Linked DNA regions of Homo sapiens: region 2 is linked to region 1. A link is a loop called in an ENCODE intact Hi-C map of the cell type or tissue named here. Cell type or tissue: Calu3. All regions are shown on one strand. Each heading gives the region's core, and the rest is flanking DNA. Links, peaks and the distances in the headings are about the cores only.

Region 1 (8,515 bases), core at 90-8,089:
AGTCCATCGTATCATTCTTATGCTTTTGCATCCTCATCGCTTTGCTCCCACTTATGAGTAAGAACACATGATGTTTGGTTTTCCATTCTTGAGTTACTTCATTTAGCATAATAGTCTCCAGTTCCATCCAGGTTGCTGTGAATGCCATTATTTCTTTCCTTTTTGTGGCTGAATAGTATTCTATGGTATATACATGACAATTTCTTTATTCACATTTTGATTAATGGGCATTTGGGCTGGTTCCATATTTTTGCAATTGTGAATTATGCTGCTATAAACATGAGTGTGCAAATATCTTTTTTGCATACTGACTTCTTTTCCTCTGGGTAGATACCCAGTAGTGGGATTGCTGGATCAGGAAATATACAACCTCCTAGGTTAAATCAGGAAGAATTAGAAACCCTGAAAAGACCAATAACAAATAGCAAGATTGAAATAGAGATTTAAAAAATTACAAACAAAACAAAGTCCAGGACCAGATAGATTCACAACTGAATTCTATCAGACATTCAAAGAAGAATTGATACCAACCCTAGTGACACTATTCTGCAAGATAGAGAAAGAGGGAATCCTCTCTAAGTCATTCTATGAAGCCAGTATCACCCTAATACCAAAACCATGAAAGAACGTTAACAACAACAACAACAACAACAAAACTACAGACCAATATCCCTAATTAATATAGACGCAAAAATGCTTAACAAAATACTAGCTAAACAAATCCAACAGCATAGCAAAAAGATAATCCACCATGGCCAAGTGGGTTTCATACCAGTGATGCAGGGATGGTTTAACATTTGCAGGTCAATAAATGTGATACACTACATAAACAGAATTAAAAACAAAAATCACATGATCATCTCAATAGACGCAGAAAAATCATTTGACAAAATCCAGCATCTCTTTATGACTAAAACCCTCAGCAAAATCAGCATAGAAGGGACATACTTTAATGTAATACAAGTCATATATGACAAACCCACAGTCAACATAACACTGAAAGGGGAAAAGTTGAAAGCATGCCCTCTGAGAACTGGAACAAGACAAGGATACCCACCCTCCCCACTTTTATTCAACATAATACTGGAAGTCCTAGCCAGAGCAATCAGACAATAGAAAGAAATAAAAGACATCCAAATCAGTGAAGGGGAAGTCAAACCCTCACTCTTTGCTGATGATATGATTGTATACCCAAAAAACCCTAAAAATGCCTCCAAAAAGCCCCTAGAACTGATAAATGAATTCAGCAAAGTTTCAGGATACAAAATTAATGTACACCAATCAGTAGCTCTGTTATACACCAAAAGCAACCAAGCTGAGAATCACATCAAGAACTCAACCCCCTTCACAATAGCTGCAAAAAGAAAAAAAAAGAAAAACCTAGGAATATACCTAACAAGAAGGTGAAAGACCTCTATAACTACAAAACACTTGCTGAAAGAAATCATAGACGACACAAACAAATGAAAACACACCTCATGCTCGTGGATGGGTATAATCAATATTGTGAAAATGACCATACTGTCAAAAGCAATCTGCAAATTTAATGCAATTCCTATCAAAATGCCACCATCATTCTTCACAGAACTAGAAAAGATAATCCTAAAATTCATATGGAACCAAGCCAAAACAAGACTAAGCAAAAAGAACAAATCTGAAGGCATCACATTACCTGACTTCAAACTATACTATAAGGTCATAGTCATCAAAACAGCATGGTTCTGGTAAAAAAAAAAAAAAAAAAAAGGCACATAGACCAATGTAACAGAACAGAGAATGCAGAAATAAAGCCAGATACTTACAGCCAACTGATCTTTGACAAAGCAAACAAAAACATAAAGTGTGGAAAGGACACCCTATTCAACAAATGGTGCTGGGATAATTGGCAGGCCACATGTAGTAAAATGAAACTAAGTCCTCATCTCTCACCTTATATAAAAATCAACTCAAGATGGATAAAGGACTTAAATCTAAGACCTAAAGTCATAAAATTTCTAGAAGATAATGTCAGAAAGACCCTTCTGGATATTGGCTTAGGCAAAGAGCTTGTGACCAAGAACCCAAAAGCAAATGCAACAAAAATGATAATAAATAGGTGGGACTTAAACTAAAAAGTTTCTGCACAGCAAAAGAAAGAATCAGCAGAGTAAACAGACAACCTACAGAGTGGGAGAAAATCTTCACAATCTAAACATCTGAAAAATAACTAATATCCAGAATCTACAAGGAACTCAAACAAATTAATGAGAAAAAACAAACAATCCTATCACAAAATGGGCTAAGGACACGAGTAGATGATTCTCAAAAGAAGATATACAAATGGCCACAAACGTGAAAAAATGCTCAGCATAGCTAATGATCAGGGAAATGCAAATCAAAACCACAATGCAATACCACCTTACTCCTGCAAGAATGGCCATAATCAAAAAATAAAAAAACTAATAGATGTTGGCGGGGATGCGAAGAAAAGATAGCAGTTTTACCCTGCTGGTGGAAATGTAAACTAGGACCACCACTATGGAAAACAGTGTGGAGATTGCTTAAAGTGCTCTTCAACATACTTAATGTCGTCAGCAGGCTGAAGTTGAGCCAGAACTGACCCAGGCTTGGAAATTGACCAGTGGAAGCATTTGCCTCCAGAAACTTGACACCTTGACAGATGAAACAATTCTAATTGCATGGGGCTTCTTTCTCGTCTCTTGTCTCCAATAGCTTCAATCCAATAGCTTCAACTGCCCCAAACTTTGTATAATCAGGACCCTTGGTATTATAATGTCAGAAAATCCAACTCACAGCTAGCCAAAAGGAGATATCCATGAATAGATAAAATATGGTTTCATCCAGGTGCTCAAACAATGTATCTCATAATTCTTGTCTTAAATCAACATTACTCTCCTCTAGGTTTCATTTATTCTACAGCAAGTGCCCCTAGGTAATACCAAGAGTGGCCCCTAGGTAATATCAAGAGAGCCCCTAGGTAATACCAAGAGAGCCCCTAGGTAATATCAAGAGAGCCCCTAGGTAATACCAAGAGAGCCCCTAGGTAATACCAAGAGAGCCCCTAGGTAATATCAAGAGAGCCCCTAGGTAATATCAAGAGAGCCCCTAGGTAATATCAAGAGAGCCCCTAGGTAATACCAAGAGAGCCCCTAGGTAATACCAAGAGAGCCCCTAGGTAATACCAAGAGAGCCCCTAGGTAATACCAAGAGAGCCCCTAGGTAATACCAAGAGAGCCCCTAGGTAATATCAAGAGAGCCCCTAGGTAATATCAAGAGAGCCCCTAGGTAATATCAAGAGAGCCCCTAGGTAATATCAAGAGAGCCCCTAGGTAATATCAAGAGCAACTCTAAGCACGTGCTGTATCAGCTTAACACCCCAGGGCAAGATTATATCTCTTATCTATCTGAAACCCCATGTTTGGGGTTTCATAAGCACATCTAAGCTGTAAGTCTGACAGGCTGGGAATGCATGTCCAACTCCAGACTGACAGATCTAGGGCACGAGATCAACACCTGAAACCATGTGGGCTAAGACTAGGAGAGTATTGGTTTTCTGAAGACAAATCAGAGTTCTGTCACACAGAGGAGTCCAAAGAGATTCTTGGAAGACAAAAACAAAGGATTTACTGTACCCTCCCCAACTCACTACCTCCTATTTCTCATCACCTCATCTTTGTTTTGTTCATGCCTCATTTAGTTTTTGGCCACTGAGTGTCTTTCTTGATCTGCCTATGATTTCTTTGCCTATACCATTCTGTCTTTTCCTCACTTCGCTCATTCTCTCTCTGCCTGCCTCTCATTTCCTAATTTTCCGCCGCCTGTATCTCTCTTCACCCTTGCTTTCTCCCAAACAGTGTGAAAGTTAAGTCCCTTTCAGCCTGCCGGCCTCAGCTTCTGTACGTACGCTATATCCCCATAGCACTCTACACCTTTTGAATTCTTATTTTGCTGGTCTTCACTTTCTTCGTGTCAGTCTTCTTTGCTTAACCAGAAATTCCATGAGTAATGAAGGAACCATATCTTAGTCATTTACCACTGAATCACCAGGACTCTGTGCAGCCCCTGGCACATAGGATTTGCCCAAATACTCTTTGTTGAATAAACAAATGACCCCAGTGAGAAAAAGATTTGTGGATTTTGCAACACACATTTTACTTTTCAAGATATATTCTTCTAATAAGCCCGAGACTACAAAAGAAGAAAACGAATAACTGGTGTCAGGACCAATGAATTCTTACAACCTAGCTAGGGAATTCATGATTTCAGGAGAAATTATAAATCAATAGGCATCTTATGGAATGCAGATCGACAAATTAAGTATAAATTGACTGCTAATGGTTTGACACAAACAATTTTAGTTGTGTCTCCGTGAAAGCTGTATCTTTAGTTGTGTATCTGTGAAAGTTCACATATTTTTCAGTAAAAATCTATGTAAAAATCAAGATTGTGTTTCTACTTACTAATTAGCATTTGGCATCCACTGGATGTCAATGAGTTTCACCTAAAAATGGAGAAAGCATCACACAACATTCTGTACTTTTAGCAACATTTTTATTCAGGTATTTGTAAGGGCAATAATTTCAAATAGATTCAGTTCCTAAGTCCAATTGCATTTAACAAGACTTGAAAGCTTTTTTTAAGTCACCCGTATATAATTACAGGTGTGTAGACCAGAAAACTTTAAACGTTGCCTCCCTGGTCCCTCTACTGGACAAAACTAAAATACATAAAACCTATGGTTCACTTAAGAAATTAACTCACCTTATATAACATGCTGAACAAAGTAAGCCTTGGGCTATTTCATTCACCTACCAGAAAGCTCACGGCTATCTTCCAGGGAGAGCTAAAGAAATTCAGGAACTCCTATAGCATATGCGTATACATCCACCCAAACTAGGACCCATTCTAAATATCTGGACAAGGGGAGAAGGAGCTAATTAGAATAGGCTCTCTGGGTTTGTAGAGTTTCTGGTCAAATTCTTAAGTTCTGGGTTCCACGTGGCAGGGGCAATCAGGAAACAACATTGTGTCTCGTGTCCTCATTAATTGATTTAGGGTAGAGCATTTGGAGATGGAGTTTTGAAAAACAGAGAGAGAGAAAGATACAAAAATAACCTCTTCAATGAGATAGATATTAAGATGCAGATATATATATATATATATATATAAACATGTGTATATATGTGTGTGTATATATGTGTATATATTTACATATATATGCAGACAGCACATACGTATCTATTTATATACTGTATATATTATGTGTAAGTGTGTGACTTAAGATCAGACACCCACATTTGCTGTGATTAAAAAGAAAAAAATAAAACTCTTTGCAAAGAAGAAATAAGCCTCCTATGCACAAATTTCAAATTCATTCAGATTAGGCAAAAATTAAAATTAAGTAGAAAAAAACAGTAAAGATAATTTGTAGAAAAAAGGACCTGGGTTCAAGCTTCCACTAAGCTACTTACATTCTAATTATGGGCAAGTATTAATTTATCTGAGCTTCAGTTTTGTCATCTGAAGAAATAGTTTGGGAGATTTCCATGAGAAATGTGAGAAGAAATTTATTCATCTTAAAATTCTATCCAAGTGCTAGTAATTGATACCAATAGAAGGTTGGTTATGCATGGAACAAAAAAACACCATATCATTTGAAATGTGAATTCGTCATAAAAATGCACACAGGGCCAAGTTAAATCCAAATGTTTTAAAGCTTTTTCTGAACAAGAGGCACATCTGTGTCTGAATGGATATAATTATCTTTAATCTAAAATTCATAATTCGGATTCTCTAACTTTATAAACTTGTCAACTAACTAAATGTAATATATTATTTAAAAAATAATGCTGAGCTATAATTAATAATGATATTATAACACATCCCAAATCTAATAATAAATTCAGGTGGGCCTTAAGGAAATCAAGTAATTATATGAATAAGATCACTCAGTCTGGTGGAAAAAGCACTGAAGTTAAAATCTAAAATAAAAATTTGAGTTTAAATGCATCAGGCCAATAATTTAATCTCTTAGCTTGAGTTTCTCAACTTGTGAAACCTGTTTTGTCTATTTTGGAGCAAAAATCTCAGAGGAAAGAATGAAATGGTGAATACAATAAGACCAAACATAGAATACTTATGGATAATGGCAGAAAATAAAAATCTAACCTGAAAATTCAGATGTTCCCAAGGAAGAAATAGGAACAAATGAAACTGGAACTTAAATAAAAAGAAGAAGACTTGAGAAAGTTAAAAAAATATACGAGTTACTAATGAAATGTGTTCACAATTTAAAAGCAGAGCTAATGTAAAGGAATCTTGTCTAGTACACACTTACACATTCTTTAAAATGCTGGTGAAGGAAAAGTTATATGAATTTATATGTATATCATGTATAAACATGTATATAATATGGAAAGTATTGATCGAGATTGAAACCTATCATATTCTAGATGGCAGAAATATATTAAATTAAGCAACATGTTTGTAAAGTGTTTTCAATTAAAGGAATTATAAAGGTAAATCTATGTCATTGAGTTTACATCACCTTTGATGTAAAACTCAAAGCAAAGAAAAAGATTGCTAATATAAAGATCGTCTTATATTCATAAGGAAGACAAGAGTATTGAGTCTCCTAAGCATCTAAAAGCCACTGTCAATTTAACTAGTAACAACAAACAAACAAGCAAAATTCATTGAACTCTCCATAGGTCCAATATGCCACTTTGTACTTTACAGGCATAAAATACAACATAAAAAGGAAACAAACAGAAATTCTGTCCAAGATGGAAAAATGCCCACAAAGTAATAAATGCCTATTACATAGCATAGGCTATGCTAAATGTTCTTACATATGATATCTTATTTAACTGCCATAATAACTTGTTGAAGTTTGGCTGGGTATGATGGAGCATGAGTGTTAACTGCATAAACAAGCTGCTTTCCACTCTTTGTGGTCCTGACCAACAGGAAAATAGGCACAAGGGGATCAAGTGAAATCCAAGCATTGATTTTATTGCTGGACCGAGACAATCCTAAATAATATGGCCTCCGCTATAGCTGGATAGAAGGAATAGGGAGAGGACAAAGTGAAGATCTCATTTTTGCTCCCTAACGTAAAGTTGGGGGCAAGTGCTGGGTCTGCAGAGTAAACTGACTTTCTCAGCCAGCTGCCAGTGGAGCAGGCATGCTCCACAAACACTTACGAATGTGCACAGTCAACATAGCTCCACTCCCTTCCTTATGCGGTAGCCTTATCCTGGTATGCTTGAGACTTGGCAGTAAGGAGTGGAGGCAGAACACCCACTTCACCTGAGCAATCTGGTCTGGAAGAAGATGGCATGTGTGAGCAGTCATTTTCAGCAGAGTAATTCTATCCAAGGGTGAAGCAACACAAGGAAAGTAAAATTTTCATCTGTAAAATAGGGTACTCCTCTCTTGGTGATAACAGCAAGTAGGTGGAGAGTTGTGGATAAGATACTTCCACAGTACTTTGGCAGAAGGGGAAAAAAGTTTGAATTTCATTTATCTGGAGACTAAGGTAGGGATGGAACATGAAGAAGAGAGAGGTGTCTCCTTAAGAACCCATCAAAGTCATTACTATTACTCTCACTTTCCACAGAGGGAAACAGAAGCTGAGAATAATTATGTGACTTATCCAAAATAACACACCTAATAATCTATGACGTACACATAAGACAATTATAAAGCAACACCTGAATGATATGATATTGACTATAAGTAAGGGGATCAAGAAGAAAAATGAGAGTGTGAGATGCATTGAGCAAATTAAGCTGGCCCGGAAGCCTAGGTGAAAAAAAGGTGGTATAAATAGTGTAAATCCAGCACACATTGATGGGGTAGATATTGTGTTATAAATACAAACAAGTTTCAAGATCCTTTTGGGTAAGAGAATGCCAAAAACTCCTTAGAGCCATTGATACCCAGGAAATTAAAGTGTAGGAAATCTCCATGGTCATAAATACACAAATGGTAAATATTGCCTGTACATCTCAAGGGAAGGGGGTTAAAAAGGAAGGGGACCCGGCTTACTCTGACTCTTACTCATTTCACATGGAGGGAGTAATTACTTTTTGTTTTCTTTTACTCACTGTGTGAAACAAAATCAAGGTTTCTTTCCCTTAAGTAGGTCTGAGTTTTTTAGAGGCTCTTTGTTGCATCAGCTAGTCAGGCCCATGTAACTGTGGAAATGATCTTTGTGTAATGGGGAATCTCAAACACATCAGGAAAAAATGAAAAACAACAACAGAGAAATAAAAGAAAGTCTAAAAAGTGCTGTAGTAAACTTCCCTCTATTACTTGCACCTTAAAATAAAGAAATCCATTCAAAAATTTGATGGGGAATCTGAAAGACATCAGAACAAATGAAAAACAACAACAGAGAAAGAAAATAAAGTCCAGAAAGTGCTGTAGTAAACTTCCCTCTATTACTTGTACCTTAAAATAAATAAATCCATTTAAAAATTTAACATGCAAATGATAGTACCCTTTTCAA
Region 2 (8,515 bases), core at 241-8,240, 360 kb before region 1:
GATGTTGAGGGTTAGTGGGTGGACAGAGCACAGATACAGGGATCTACACTGATTCAGCAAGAAGCGATTGTTGACATTAAGAAGGACACTATAAAACACACTTAAAAAAAAAGACAGCAATTTCAGAACAAAATTTAGGATTGTTGAGTACGGGAGCAGCCTTTATCTCTCAGCAGTTCTTGAGAGTGTTACTAAATGATCAGTGGTTTCCAATGGCTATTCCTGGAATCTTATGGTTCTATGTCGTCTCAGGAATTCCTAGTGGGTGGGACTCTGTTGCACACCCATCTCTCTCTTCAACTCTTCTTTGTATCTATTTTGTTGGTTGGAATTCTAGAAAAGACTTCTCAGTTAAAACAGAATTTTAAAAATCGCATTTTGGTGTATAGTTTGATTCTGTAATGAGGCTGAGTCATAAAAGATTAAATGGTCAAACTCTGTGTAAAAGGCAGAGGACGATGTAACATATTTCAGAAACACTTGCATTAAAATGCTGAAAATATAAGTTTTGGCATAGTAGACTGTAAGTAAATCTTTGTTAAATGGATGAATTATGAAATGCAGAGAGAGAAACTCAAACTGTTCAAAAGTTGCCTTGCTCCACATCACTGAATAAATAAAGTATGACTGAATATAGTGCCTTTGTTGAGTGTATAGATATGTGAGTTCAATCTTCTAAGAAAAACTCAAATAGAGACTTGACAACATGTGGCCAGACACTTGTATCAAGTGCCTTCAAGTGTCATGCTGCAATCTATAAAACAGCTTTAAGCAATACATCAAACAAGTATTTGGAATGAAAGATGATGATTCATTCTCTTGCAGATATGGAAATTGAGAATAAAATAAGTTCTAGAGGCAAGTACAGTTTATTTTGTCTGCATAATGAATATATTTAAAGAAAAGTGGTTTTGTTTTCTTGAAGCTAATTGATTTGATTGTTGTTTTATGCATTGAATGTCTATTGTCAAACATGATTCAGAGCTAAACATGGAATGTAGTTACATCTATAACTACATAACTAAATATGTATAGTTAAAATTGTAAAATATGACATGTATAAGGAAAAGTATACAAAATAGAAATGTACAGCTCAATGATTTGTTACAGGAGTTGGCATATTTTTGTGTATAAGGCTGGATGGTAAATATATTAGAATTCATGGGCTATATGGTGTCTGTTAGGACTATTCAAGTCTCCTATTGTTAATAAAAAGACAGATACAGACAATGTGTAAACTAACATGGGCTGTGGTTTAATAAAGTTTTGTTCACAATAATCGGTGGGAGATTAGGTTTGGGCCATATTGTTTGCCAATCCCTGATTTATGACAATGCAAACCCTACTGTTTCTACCATCTAGGACTGGAAATACAATATTATCAACATTGCAGAAGCATCCTCATCTTCCCTTCCAAGCACCATCACTACTCTCTTGCTCCTATACTATCTTTCATGGTAATATATTCTTTGCTTTTCTTTGTAGTTTTATCAGCTAAACATACATACCTTACACACATACATTAATGAAGTCATATGGAATGTATTTTTTTCTCAACATTCTCTTCATCAGATTCATTTCTGTCACATGAAGTGGCAACTTTTTTTTTCATTTTCATTGCTGTAAAGAATTGTGTTATGTGAACAGTTCAACATTTATTTTCCAGTTCTAATGCTGGTGGACATTTGATAATTGATTTCACATTTTGGCTTTTATGACTAATGCTCTTATAAACATTTTCGTACATGTCTCTGCATGCACATGTGCATGCATTTTTGTTGGATGTACACTTAGGAATTGCAGAGTATGCTTTGTGCTTGTATTTTAGGAGACAATACCAGTGGTTTTCCAAAGCAGTATACTAACTTTACTCCTACCTACAGTTTAAAAGAGTTCCCCTTATTCTACATCAGAGGTCAGCAAACTATGAGCAACAGTCAATTATGGAGTGCACCAGTGGACTGGGCTAGCACTGTGAACCATGCCTCACTGCTGCCTGGGGTCTGGCTGGTCAACACCTACACTCTGGGGACTCTGCTGTTGGCAGCTGCTGGCACACCAAGTGATAGAAACTATCAGCCTCTTCTTTGGCCTGCTGATCAAATTGACACAGTCTCCCCAGGAGAGAAGGGCATGTTGAGATCAAGTGTACCTGGGGCAGAGAGGGAAAGTGACCATGGTGACTGTTCCCACTTCTCCTCCCCGTCGGGACCCCTCAGACCCATTCCTCTTCCTTCAGGTAGTTTCCAGCCAACCACAACTAGGACAAAGCCTTCCCACCACCTCACTGGTCCACGTCAGTCAAATGTGGTGGAGAAAGTCAAGAGTTTCTCGTGTTATATAAGTGCCTGCCTTCATAATATCCTAAATGTTGTCTCTTGACTACGAGGCCTAAGAAAATTACTATCTGGCCCTTTACAGGAACAGCTGGCCAATCCCTGTTCTACATTCTCATCAGCACTTGAATGTTGCCAGTCTTTCTAATTTTAGGTATTCTGGTGGGTTTCTAATCAGACTGTATTGTAATTATAATTTTTTTTAATTTCTAAAGACAATGAGTACCTTATCACTTTGGTTGGCCATTTGGCTGTCTTCTTCTAAGAAATGTCTGTTCAGGTCTCTGGACCATTTTTCTTTTGGGCTGTCTGCCTTTTCTTTATTGAAAAGTAGGCGTTCCTTCTGGATACTGGATATGAGTGTTTGTCAGTTATGATTTGCGAGTTTCTTCCTCCACCCTGTGGCTTGCTTTTTTTGTTTACTTTCTTCATGCTATCATTTGATGAACAGAAATTCTACATTTTTATTTACACATCTTATTCTTTACAGTTGTGTTTTGTTTAAGAAGCCTTTTCTTGTCAAAATATGGCTTGCTGGGCCCCACTGCCAGACTTCCTGAATCAGCAGGTCTGGGGTGAGGCTGGAGAATTTGTATTCCTAACAAGTTCCCAGGTGATGCTAACACTGTCTGGAGACTACACTTTAAGAACCACTGATGTAGAAACGTTGCTGATTTGCCTTTCATATTTATGTCTAGAGTCCATCAGAAATTATGAATTAAGGGTTGGCTTTAATTTTTTTCATATGGAAATCTAAGAAGCATTCGTTGACAGACAGTCCTTTCTCCACTGTTCTGTGAACCACCGTTCAAATGTCCATGAATCTGTTTCTGGGTTCTCTAGTTTATACCATCAGTCTCTTTGCCTATTGTTGAACCAGTACCACGCTGTCTTAATTACTGTAATGTTATCATAGGCCTTGATATATGGTCGAGCACCTTTTACCTTTCCTTTTTCTTCAATACACATTTACTGCCAGCTTATCAATTCTGTCTGTCTCTCTCTCTCTCACACACACACACACACACACACAGTGTGCACCCATAAACACATGCACAGACATACACCCTGTTGGGATTTTGATTAGAAGTGCATTGAATCTATAGATCATTTGGAAGGATTCACATGTTTACAATATTAAACCTTTAAACCTCCTATCCAGTTCTTTCCAATTTTTTTCCTATGCTCCCCCTGAAACTGAAGGAGCCCCCCGGTTTTTTTTTTTTACTTTTTTCCCTAACTTCTCCTACTGTGAAATTTTAATACCACAGGTATACTGTATATCTTTGCTTTGCATATAAGAAGATTTTTTTATCATCCTAAAACCTAACACTTTTCCCTTTCGGGGCTATTTTACCCTTGTTGTGAATGAGTCCCTTGTATTGAGAAATCCCTTCATTCAATCAATTCAGTTCAATTCCTTGGATTGAAATCCCCAATTTCATTTATTTAGATATTCTTTAATTTCTCTTAGTAATATTTTATCATTTTTCTGTGTAGCAGTCAAAATGTATCTAGTTTCAAGTTGATTCTTCGGTATTTGATATTTTGGAATGTAGGGTTCATGCCCTTCTGGGTTGGCTGTACAGCCCCCAAGCAGGCTTAGGTGAACAGGTGAGGTCACCATTGTGCAGGGCACCTTGGCCTCCTAGCTTCACATCTAAACACCTGCCATCTGGGTGCCCCACCTTACAAAGTCTTGATTTGTAGACTCCATTTTTCAAGACATATTACTTGAAAGTCCCAGTCTAATTCCAAACCCATTTGTCATTTGTGGCTATGAAATAAAATAATATGTATGGGTTTAACTGCAGAACAGATATTTTGAAAGGAAGGACATGTCTTGGAAAGTGTTCAAAATTAAGGCATAAGCAACATTAATTTTTTTTTCCTGGTTTACAAGAACCAGAGTGAAAACGAGTCAGTAGATGGCACTGTTTCTTAATAGATAGAGAAAACCCTACACTGGTGGAAGAGGTTTGAATGGAAACATTTTTTTTTCCATTAAATTGGAATTAAGAATAATATAAATAAAACTTTAAAAAAAAGTTCTGTGGGATCCCTTGCGATCTACTTCTCTGGTGAGCTTAATTAAAGTCAATGAAGAAGCTTAAGCTCCTACACCCTCTCTTACTCTTGGTGGGCTCTTGCTCTAATTGTGTCTTCTCTCAGACAAGGCTAAGCTAAGTGACAGTGTATTGTACAGTTGGCGAGGTCAGAATAAAGTCACTGAGACAGAAGTCCCAGGTGCCTCCTGTGTGTGGCCCTGTGCTCTGGCAGAAGGCAATGCTGGTTTTCATTGTCAGCACCATCTGTGCAGGAGACATCACAAAGCATGAGAGGACTAAACCGAAGAGTCTCCTCTCAGTGTGTTTTCCATGCAGCAGAGCAGAAGATCTGGTTGCAAATCCTGCCTTAGCTGCGTCCTACCTATTTAACCTTGGTAAACGATTTCGTCTCACTGATTTCAATTTTGTTACCTGGAAAATGGAGATAATCTCTACATCACAAGATGCTGTGAAGATTAAATGAGGTGATATATGTAGAGCATTTAGCCTGGTTACCCAGTGACAACATGCTTTTGTGATTATTCCATGCTTTTTGGGGTTTGGAAGTGGCATGGAAAGTAGACCTCATGGGTTTCAAGTGGTAACTGTCCTGTGCCCAGGTAAAAAAATGTCAGCAAATCTGGCCACTTGTGTTGCTCTCACTCAAGTTTAAACTATGCAAACTAGGAATATGGCCTTAAATGGCAGAACTACTTTTGCTTCCTGGGTTCCCTGAGGTACTTTAAAAACATGCCAATGCCCCAGCCCTGGAGATTCTGATTTAATTGGTCTGGCATGGGCCAGCTCCCCAGGTGACTCTAGTTGGCAGCTTGTTTAGATGCCCAGTCTACAGTGTGCTGTCTTTACACAGTGTTATCTGCAAAGGTGAGACCAGGTCTCAGTCTTCTCTTGCAGTTTCAGGTTAGTATCTGAGTATCTGTGAGATATCCGAGCTCATCATTTCTTCCTGGGTACTGTGCAGTCGGCTCAGGTAAGTCGCTGACAGGTACATTTGACAGAAGATTCAGACAGGGTAGAGGTGTGATTAAAATATATGTGGCTTGTCTTCTCCTTAGATGTGCTTTCTGAAACACTGAAATAAAGCTCTATGAGGAAATCACAGAGAACACCATGAAATACTGTATTTTTTCTCATTTTCTATCTTTGTCTATGTTTTTGTTTCTGTTTATGTATACGTCTCTGTGTCTGTCTGCTCTCTTGATGTCTTGCCTGTTTGTCTTTGATTTTGTCTGTTCTGTTCCTTTCTGTCTCTGTGTGTCTTGCTGCTCTGTATCTGTATGTCTGCTCTATTTCTGTTTGTTTACTTTGTCTGTATCTGTCTCTCTCTTGACTTGTTTGTCTTGGTGGGACCTGATTTATGCACTCAAGGGTCATTGTGCATATTAGTCAGGCTTCTCCAGAGAAACCAACAGGGTGTGTGTGTGTGTGTGTGTGTGTCTGTGTGTGTGTGTGTGTGTGTATGTTTGTATGTATGGAATTGGCTCACATGGTTTGAAGACTGAGAAGTCCCAAGATCTGATGTCAGTCAGCTGAAGTCCCAGGAGAGTAGATGGTGTAATTTCCAATCTAAGTTTGAGTATGAAGACAGAAAATGATTGATGTCCCAGTTTGAAGATAGTCAGATGGAGAGAGAGAGAATTCTTTCTTATTTATTCTTTTTGTTCTATTCAGGCCTTCAAGGGATTGGATAATGCTCACCTACATTAGGTAGGGTAATCTGCTTTACTAAGTCTACCAATTCAAACATTAATCTCACCCAGAAACAGTCCCACAGGCATGCTTAAATGATGTTTCATCAAATATCTAGGCATTCTGTGGCTCAGTCAAGTTAACACATAAAATTAAGCATCACACCATGCAAGTCCATTATGTCCACCACCCTAGAACTTCTGGGTCTAGAAGTCTTAATTTGGCTGACCAAGGGTCAAATTTGCCTCTCAGGTACATGTTGCTGGTCTCCTGCCTGCATCTGTGTATTATACCCAGTGAGCTTTACTCTGTACATTATCCATCTGACCACTTTTCTAGGACATGGCCAGGTGCGAGGTCACTAAACTTGTGCCCCTTTTCTATCTACTCCACTCTACTGCAGCCAAGCTAGATTAAATATAGTTTTTTAATGTCTGTGAGAAAATCAAAGCATGTTTGTAACCCTCACTGGCAATATTACTCAGCTAAAAGTATTCAACAACTTGACTACATAACTCTTTGGTTTCTTCTCTGTCCTCTATCCTGGAAAGAAAACCCACCACATTATTGACTTATCCATGGAAAGAAAGGGATTTCATTCATTTGTACCCTCTTTACCAGGGTGACCCCACAGTGGTTTTTATGTCCTGCTTCCTCAGGAACGAGGGAGGTTTTCTTCCCTTTCCCCCTTCTTCTTCTTCTTCTTTATCTTTTTAAAGTCACTTAGTGCTCCTTCCTCACTGGAACTTTGCCTGACATCTCCAGATACTGAATTCCTTTATCAACTAGGACATACACCATTGGGCTGCTCTGGATGTAAACTGTCTTCTGTAAATAGCTTGGAGTTTAAAAATACAAGTTTGATCCTAAATATATATGCACCCAATACAGGAGCACCCAGATTCATAAAGCAAGTCCTGAGTGACCTACAAAGAGACTTAGGACTCCCACACAATAATAATGGGAGACTTTAACACCCCACTGTCAACACTAGACAGATCAACGAGACAGAAAGTTAACAAGGATACTCAGGAATTGAACTCAGCTCTGCACCAAGCGGACCTAACAGACATCTACAGAACTCTCCACCCCAAATCAACAGAATATACATTTTTTTCAGCACCACACCACACCTATTCCAAAATTGACCACATAGTGGGAAGTAAAGCTCTCCTCAGCAAATGTGAAAGAACAGAAATTATCACAAACTGTCTCTCAGATCACAGTGCAATCAAACTAAAACTCAGGATTAAGAAACTCACTCAAAACCGCTCAACTACATGGAAACTGAACAACCTGCTCCTGAATGACTACTGGATACATAACGAAATGAAGGCAGAAATAAAGATGTTCTTTGAAACCAACGAGAACAAAGACACAACATACTAGAATCTCTGGGACACATTCAAAGCAGTGTGTAGAGGGAAATGTATAGCACTAAATGCCCACAACAGAAAGCAGGAAAGATCCAAAATTGACACCCTAACATCACAATTAAAAGAACTAGAAAAGCAAGTGCAAACACATTCAAAAGCTAGCAGAAGGCAAGAAATAGCTAAAATCAGAGCAGAACTGAAGGAAATAGAGACATAAAAATCCCTTCAAAAAATTAATGAATCCAGGAGCTGATTTTTTGAAAGGATTAACAAAATTGATAGACTGCTAGCAAGACTAATAAAGAAAAAAAGGGAGAAGAATCAAATAGATGTAATAAAAAAATGATAAAGGGGATATCACCACCGATCCTACAGAAATACAAACTACCATCAGAGAATACTACAAACACCTCTATGCAAATAAACTCGAAAATCTAGAAGAAATGGATAAATTCCTCGGCACATACACCCTCCCAAGACTAAACCAGGAAGAAGTTGAATCTTTGAATAGGCCAATAACAGGATCTGAAATTCTGGCAATAATCAATAGCTTACCAACCAAAAAGAGTCCATGACCAGATGGATTCACAGCCAAATTCTACCAGAGGTACAAGGAGGAACTGGTACCATTCCTTCTGAAACTATTCCAATCAGTAGAAAAAGAGGGAATCCTCCCTAACTCATGAGGCCAGCATCATCCTGATACCTAAGCTGGGCAGAGACACAACCAAAAAAGATAATTTTAGACCAATATCTTTGATGAACATTGATGCAAAAATCCTCAGTAAAATACTGTCAAGGCGAATCCAGCAGCACATCAAAAAGCTTATCCACCATGATCAAGTGGGCTTCATCCCTGGGATGCAAGGCTGGTTCAATATAAGCAAATCAATAAATGTAATCCAGCATATAAACAGAACCAAAGACAAAAACCACATGATTATCTCAATAGATGCAGAAAAGGCCTTTGACAAAATTCAACAACCTTCATGATAAAAACTCTCAATAAATCAGGTATTGATGGGACGTATCTCAAAATAATAAG

Evidence for each region. A loop is a pair of places that touch in the nucleus more often than their neighbours do. Peaks named below come from ENCODE experiments on the same cell type or tissue, not always from the same donor. Only the 100,000 strongest peaks of a DNase experiment are listed, where the experiment ranks them.
Region 2: a loop joins it to region 1, with 5 times the contacts of the local background. A loop is called at or near these places in 2 of 110 quality-filtered maps.

Annotation. Positions count from the first base shown.
Region 1 is chr2:117,408,372-117,416,886 of GRCh38, reverse strand. No RefSeq gene overlaps it. Among named protein-coding and RNA genes, the nearest start is that of DDX18, 400 kb to the left of the region's middle. In Calu3, for the core only: no CTCF peak of the experiment used is centred there; no DNase peak of the experiment used is centred there.
Region 2 is chr2:117,768,168-117,776,682 of GRCh38, reverse strand. No RefSeq gene overlaps it. Among named protein-coding and RNA genes, the nearest start is that of DDX18, 42 kb to the left of the region's middle. In Calu3, for the core only: a CTCF peak has its summit at 4,271 (motif pointing right); no DNase peak of the experiment used is centred there.